2 separate regions of the Homo sapiens genome follow, and region 1 is linked to region 2. Evidence: chromatin contacts called from ENCODE POLR2A ChIA-PET data. All regions are on one chromosome and are shown on one strand. Each heading gives the region's core, a stretch centred on a gene start or an enhancer-like site at or near the end of the contact. The rest is flanking DNA. Distances are from core to core; before and after follow the strand shown. Region 1 has its middle 27 kb from the start of CEMIP2. Region 2 overlaps CEMIP2 (cell migration inducing hyaluronidase 2).

Region 1 (2,700 bases), core at 30-2,529, 53 kb after region 2:
TGACCTCAATCTCTGCTACCACGGTCACTTGATTCGTGTGTCTATCATGCCAACACTGGGGTGGCCAATGACAGAGATGTCTGTCAGTCAACTGGCTAGGACATTTTGGCTACTTGGTTTTTAGTGACTCTTTTGAGGGTGCTCTCTGGTGGATGTTCACATTTTATGCACTTTATGCTCATTCCCGTATGTCTATCCACATCCCTCTCCCCTAGACCTCCAATCTTTTTCCCTCCAAGTCCCAAATCAGCTGACCAGACCATTTGCCATTGCTCATGAGTTTGTATATATCCTAACCTCAAGCTACTTCTCTTTCCACACAAAGTGGTTAGCCAAGTGCCCTCCTCAAAGCACTGCCTATTGGGAGGATTTTCCCCTGCCACTGTCTCTCAAGACCACCTTTGAGCAGACTGTGGAGAAGCTACCATCCACTTCCAGCTTGCACTCATACATAGGGCAGAGCAATCTACAAAGCAAGCTCAAATTTCTCTTTTTTCAACTTGCAATGAAGAATCCCCCATTCAGCTATGAGGGCGCAGCAATGGGAAAACAGTGGTAGGTACATTGGCAGTCTGCGCTGCTGCTCATGCAGCTTACTTCTGCCCTCTGGTCCTGCTTCTCTTCAGTCCGGCAGCACCTTCATTTTAGGATGAATTCCTGCTGGTGTCCCCTTATCTTATAACTTGGTTGATTTGCCCCAGATCACAATGAGAAGTTTCACTGCCTGGTCACTTGGCAACCATTGGCAGGCTTTCTGTCTCTACCAGAGCCTTGTAGCATGGTAGGAGTAGTTTTTCCAAAGGCATGTGATTCTCCACCAGAGATGGCATAGCCTTGCTCCAGATTCCCAAGGCCTTGAGTTGTGATTCTTCCACTGGCACTTGCCACAAAACCCATATAGCATCTTTCTCTCTTTTTAATCTACCTATCTGCACACTGAACACATAGCATCTTTTCTCATAACTGATACCTCCAATGCAAGTGTATCTGCAGGATCATATGGCCCAAGCGACAGGGCCCAGACCTGCTGCGGAGCCTTTTCTTGCGCTAGGTCCTATGTAAGCTTGGCAGTCTTTCATGTCACTGAGTATATGAGCGGGAGCAGTAATCAAAATATGCACATGGCTACAAATTTTCATCTATTTTTGCTAAACATAATGTGAAGGTGGTTGAAAGCTGGATGCCCCAGGAAGAAGTGCATCAATTTACATGTAAGATCTCGGCTCTGAGGGAAGGAAACACTAGAGAACCCTCCTCTCAAAACCACCTATGATTGCTTTTTCCTGAGGCATGCAAAAATCAGACTTTCTAGTTGATTAGCCAGGCATGAAGTTCTATCTTGACAAGAAGAAAGTACATCCTGTTGTCTTCTTGTCTCGATCTCAAATGTGCTCTTGCCAGATATTAATACATTGCCTTTCTTTAAACACAGGAAGTGGGTAAGGCAAATTTTCTCAAAGGCTCAGAACGGCACAATATTTCTCCCCTTTGCTTACATGCAGAAGATATCTGAGAATATATCTAGCCAATATGTGTAAAGTTTTCATTGACTCAAGCAAGCAGAAGAGTTCAGACAATAATAAGGCATCCTAATTGTTCTAGTGTAAAAAAAAGCTCTGCACTTATTTGCGGTTATTTTTTAAAAATCCACTTTGGAAAATGTGCAGAAAATTTCAGGCTTGGCTAATGCTCTTTTTCCATCTCATGTCCTTTAGCATATGACTCAAGTTTTCCATGTTATCATAAGGTAATTTTGCTATCTTTCATTTATTAGTGTTTATTATTAATTACTTATTATTATAATATAATGCCAATATAATCACACTTAATACTTAGAAAAATCTAGTAAAGGAGGCTGTGTCAGGGATCTACAGGACCACTCCCAGGTTAGTGATTTGCTAGAAATCTAAATATAATGACATTCATGGCTAAAATTTATTACAGTAAATAGATGCAAAGAAAAATTAGCAAAGGGAAAAGGCACATGGGCGAGGTCCAGAAGTAACCAAGCACAAGCTTCCAAGAGCCATCTCCCAGTACGGTCCCCTCCCAGTACAGTCCCCTCCCAGTAGAGTCCCAAAGGACATGCTTGATTCCTCCAGCAATGAGTTGTGACAACACATGTGAAATGTTGTCTACAAGGTGAGATAGGAGGTGGGACTCTGGAGGTGATGCTCAGAAACTGGACCAGATTGAGGACTAGCTAAAACAGGGAAGAGATAAAAATACCTCTCTGTAAGACATGCCCACAAGAGTGCCATGTCAGTTTACCATTGCCATGGCAACACCCAGAGATTTCTGCCCCTTTCCATGGCAATGACCCAATGACTCAGAAGTTACCACTCTTTTTCTAGAAATTTCTGCATAATCCACCCCTTGATTTGCATGTAATTTAAAGTGGGTATAACTATGACTGCAGAACTGCCTCTGAGCTGCCACTCTGGGCACACTGCCTGTGGGGTGGCCTTCTCCACAGAACCAGTACCTCTGCTGCTGCTGTACACTGCTGCTTCAATAAAAGTTGCTGTCTAGGCCAGGCGCAGTGGCTCATGCCTGTAATCCCAGCAATTTGAGAGGTTGACGTGGGCGGATCACTTGAGCCCAGGAGTTTGAGACCAGCCTGGGCAACATGGCAAAATACTGTCCCAACTAAAAATACAAAAATTAGCCAGCCATGGTGGCATGCACCTGTGGTCCCAG
Region 2 (2,700 bases), core at 191-2,690:
CCTTCAGTAGCCTGGGAGTCTTATCCTTCTTTTATCCTTCTTCCTGACATAATTGATCTAAGGTGCACCCTAGGTGTCAAGATTTTTTAAAGTCTCCAGGTGTGCAGGCAAGGTTGAGAACTGAGTTAGATTTTTTTTTTTTTTTTTTTTTTTTTTTTGAGATGGAGTTTCGCTCTTGTTACCCAGGCTGGAGTACAATGGCGCAATCTCGGCTCACCGCAACCTCCTGCCTCCCAGGTTCAAGCAATTCTCCCACCTCAGCCTCCCGAGTAGCTGGGATTATAGGCATGTGCCACCACGCCCGGCCAATTTTGTACTTTTAGTAGAGATGGGGTTTCTCCATGTTGGTCAGGCTGGTCTTAAACTCCCCATCTCAGGTGATCAGCCTGCCTCGGCCTCCCAAAGTGCTGGGATTACAGGTGTGAGCCACCGCAGCCAGCAGAGATTTCTTAACGTTCCTAAATTAAATCAAAGCTGTAGAATCACTATCCAACAGATTTTAAATTTTATATACTATATGTCTATTTGTTGACAGCAATGTGTTTGAAAACACCATTATTTCTTTTTCTTTTCTGGTTTTTTTTTTTTTTTTTTTTTTTTGAGACAGAGTCTCACTCTTGTCGCCTAGGCTAGAGTGCAATGGCGTGATCTCGGCTCACCACAACCTCCACCTCTGGGGTTCAAGCGATTCTCCTGCCTTAGCCTCCCAAGTAGCTGGGATTACGGGTGCCCACCACCACACCCAGCTAATTTTTGTATTTTTAATTTTTAGTAGAGACAGGGTTTCACCATGTTGGCCAAGCTGGTCTCGCACTCCTGCCCTCAGGTGATCTGACCTCCTTGGCCTCCTAAAGTGCTTGGATTACAGGCATGAGCCACCACACCCGGCCTAAAAACATTTCTGATACTAAATATCTGAGAGACATGCTCAAACTTGTGACCAAAAGCAATCAACGCAAAGGGACAATTTTTAAAAACCAGAAAATCTGCTTTAAGACTCCTGGTTTAAAACACGAAAAGAAAAATGTCAACTTCCCACTCTAGAAAAAAAATAACAAATGTAATCTGTGTCTGACAGATGGCTAGATATTCACAGATAAAAGTTAACCGAAGCATGCCTACACCCTTACAAATTCCACAGCCGCCCCTGTATGGATTAGCTACTCTTTGGACGACAATGCTTTGTAGCTTGTTTTATACCACTTGATAAAGCAGAAAGAATCAAATAAAGAATGTCTCAATATATTATCTCCTATTTGGAGAAGAAAAGAGAGGAAGAATTATCACAGGCTTCCTTTCTTTACCAGAACTGCCTCAGCAACTATAAAACAATGTTCTTTCTCTTCTATCGACATTATCTCCAAAACACTCCTACTTCCCTCCTCCACTTGAGGGAAAATTTCAGCGCACCAGAACATTATCTTCAAAGGCCTATGTGTTTATGTACATTGGAGATAACGTCAATGCAATGGAACGCTGGCAAAAGATCACAACTCTAAGTTCTCTATGAAATCAAGAGCAATATTTTAAAAGGAATTTAGAAACCAGTAGGGAGAGGAACCTAAGAAAGTCAAAATGGTCACAGCTAATGATCATGCAAAACTAGAAACAATAGTAGCATGAAGAAATACAAGTTGTAATCCCTGGCATTACTGGATAATGAAACAAAGTAGGTATCTAACTTAGAAAAGATCATGCTTCCACTCCTAGGTTTATATATTATAGAAATACATGCACATGTACATTAAGAGATGGATCAAGGAACATTTAAGGAAGCAATTTTGTAACAGGTCCAAACTGGAAAGCCACTCAGATGGCCACCAATAAATAAACTGTGGTATATTCATACGACAGAAAATAAACAGCAAAGAAAATGAGCCTCGGCCGGGCACATGGCTTATGCCTGTAATCGCAGCAATTTGGGAGGCTGAGATGGGAGGATCACTTGAGGCCAGGAGTTTGAGACCAGCCTGGTCAATAGAGTGAGACCCCCATCTCTATTTAAAATTAAAAAAGAAAAGAAAAGAAAATGAGCCAGCACTACATGCAACAATATGAATAGCATTCAATAACATAACACTGTGCAAAGAAGCCGGACACAAAATATAACATTGTCGGCTTCCATTTATATAAAGTTGAAAAACAGGCAAACCTAAACTTTAGTAGATCCCACAGATTCAGGAGCATGGCTCCCTTCGGTGGGGAAGAGAGTGATTAATGCATAGCAGAGGGGAGGAAGGGAACTTCTGGGCTGCTGGCAATGTCCTATTTCTTGACCTGGGTGGTGGCTACACAGGCATCACATTGCGGCAACTTATTAAGCTCTACATTGTTATTTTTGGCACTTTTTTGCATGTGTATCATATTTCAAAAACAAAAACCAGAAAGAAAAAAAAACCCTTTGAGGTTTTGCACATGGAATTCCCTTGGTCTGAAAAAGCTTTCTTCTCCACTGTCTACACAGCACGCTCCCGAACTTCTTTCAAGTCTCTTGCCTTTGGGGAGCCTGTACTGATTCACTAGGCCAATTGAGAGGCTCCTTCTGTTAATACTCACGCTCCCATTGCACCCTGTAACTGCAGCATGTCTCACTGTATGATCATCATCTATTTAGGTCTCTGTTTATCCACTAGATTAACCATGGGCTCTGAGACAGTGTCCTTTCGTCTAAGCATCCATGGGTATCCAGCACTTAGCATC

What was found. ChIA-PET counts read pairs that join two places held with the same protein, here RNA polymerase II (POLR2A).
Region 1: POLR2A ChIA-PET joins it to region 2 with 16 read pairs in activated T-cell. The contact joins two enhancer-like sites. POLR2A ChIA-PET finds 5 or more read pairs at or near these places in 6 of 52 experiments (HEK293, MCF 10A, OCI-LY7 and 2 more).

Annotation. Positions count from the first base shown.
Region 1 is chr9:71,794,257-71,796,956 of GRCh38, forward strand. No RefSeq gene overlaps it. Among named protein-coding and RNA genes, the nearest start is that of CEMIP2, 27 kb to the left of the region's middle. RefSeq lists enhancers at 1-61, 62-610, 1,147-1,236. Within about 2 kb of position 1,280, at least 5 of the 41 ENCODE cell types and tissues checked have a DNase peak (open chromatin) inside an H3K27ac peak, as active enhancers do.
Region 2 is chr9:71,741,056-71,743,755 of GRCh38, forward strand. The region is part of intron 4 of CEMIP2 (cell migration inducing hyaluronidase 2); the gene reads right to left. Among named protein-coding and RNA genes, the nearest start is that of CEMIP2, 26 kb to the right of the region's middle. Within about 2 kb of position 1,441, at least 5 of the 41 ENCODE cell types and tissues checked have a DNase peak (open chromatin) inside an H3K27ac peak, as active enhancers do.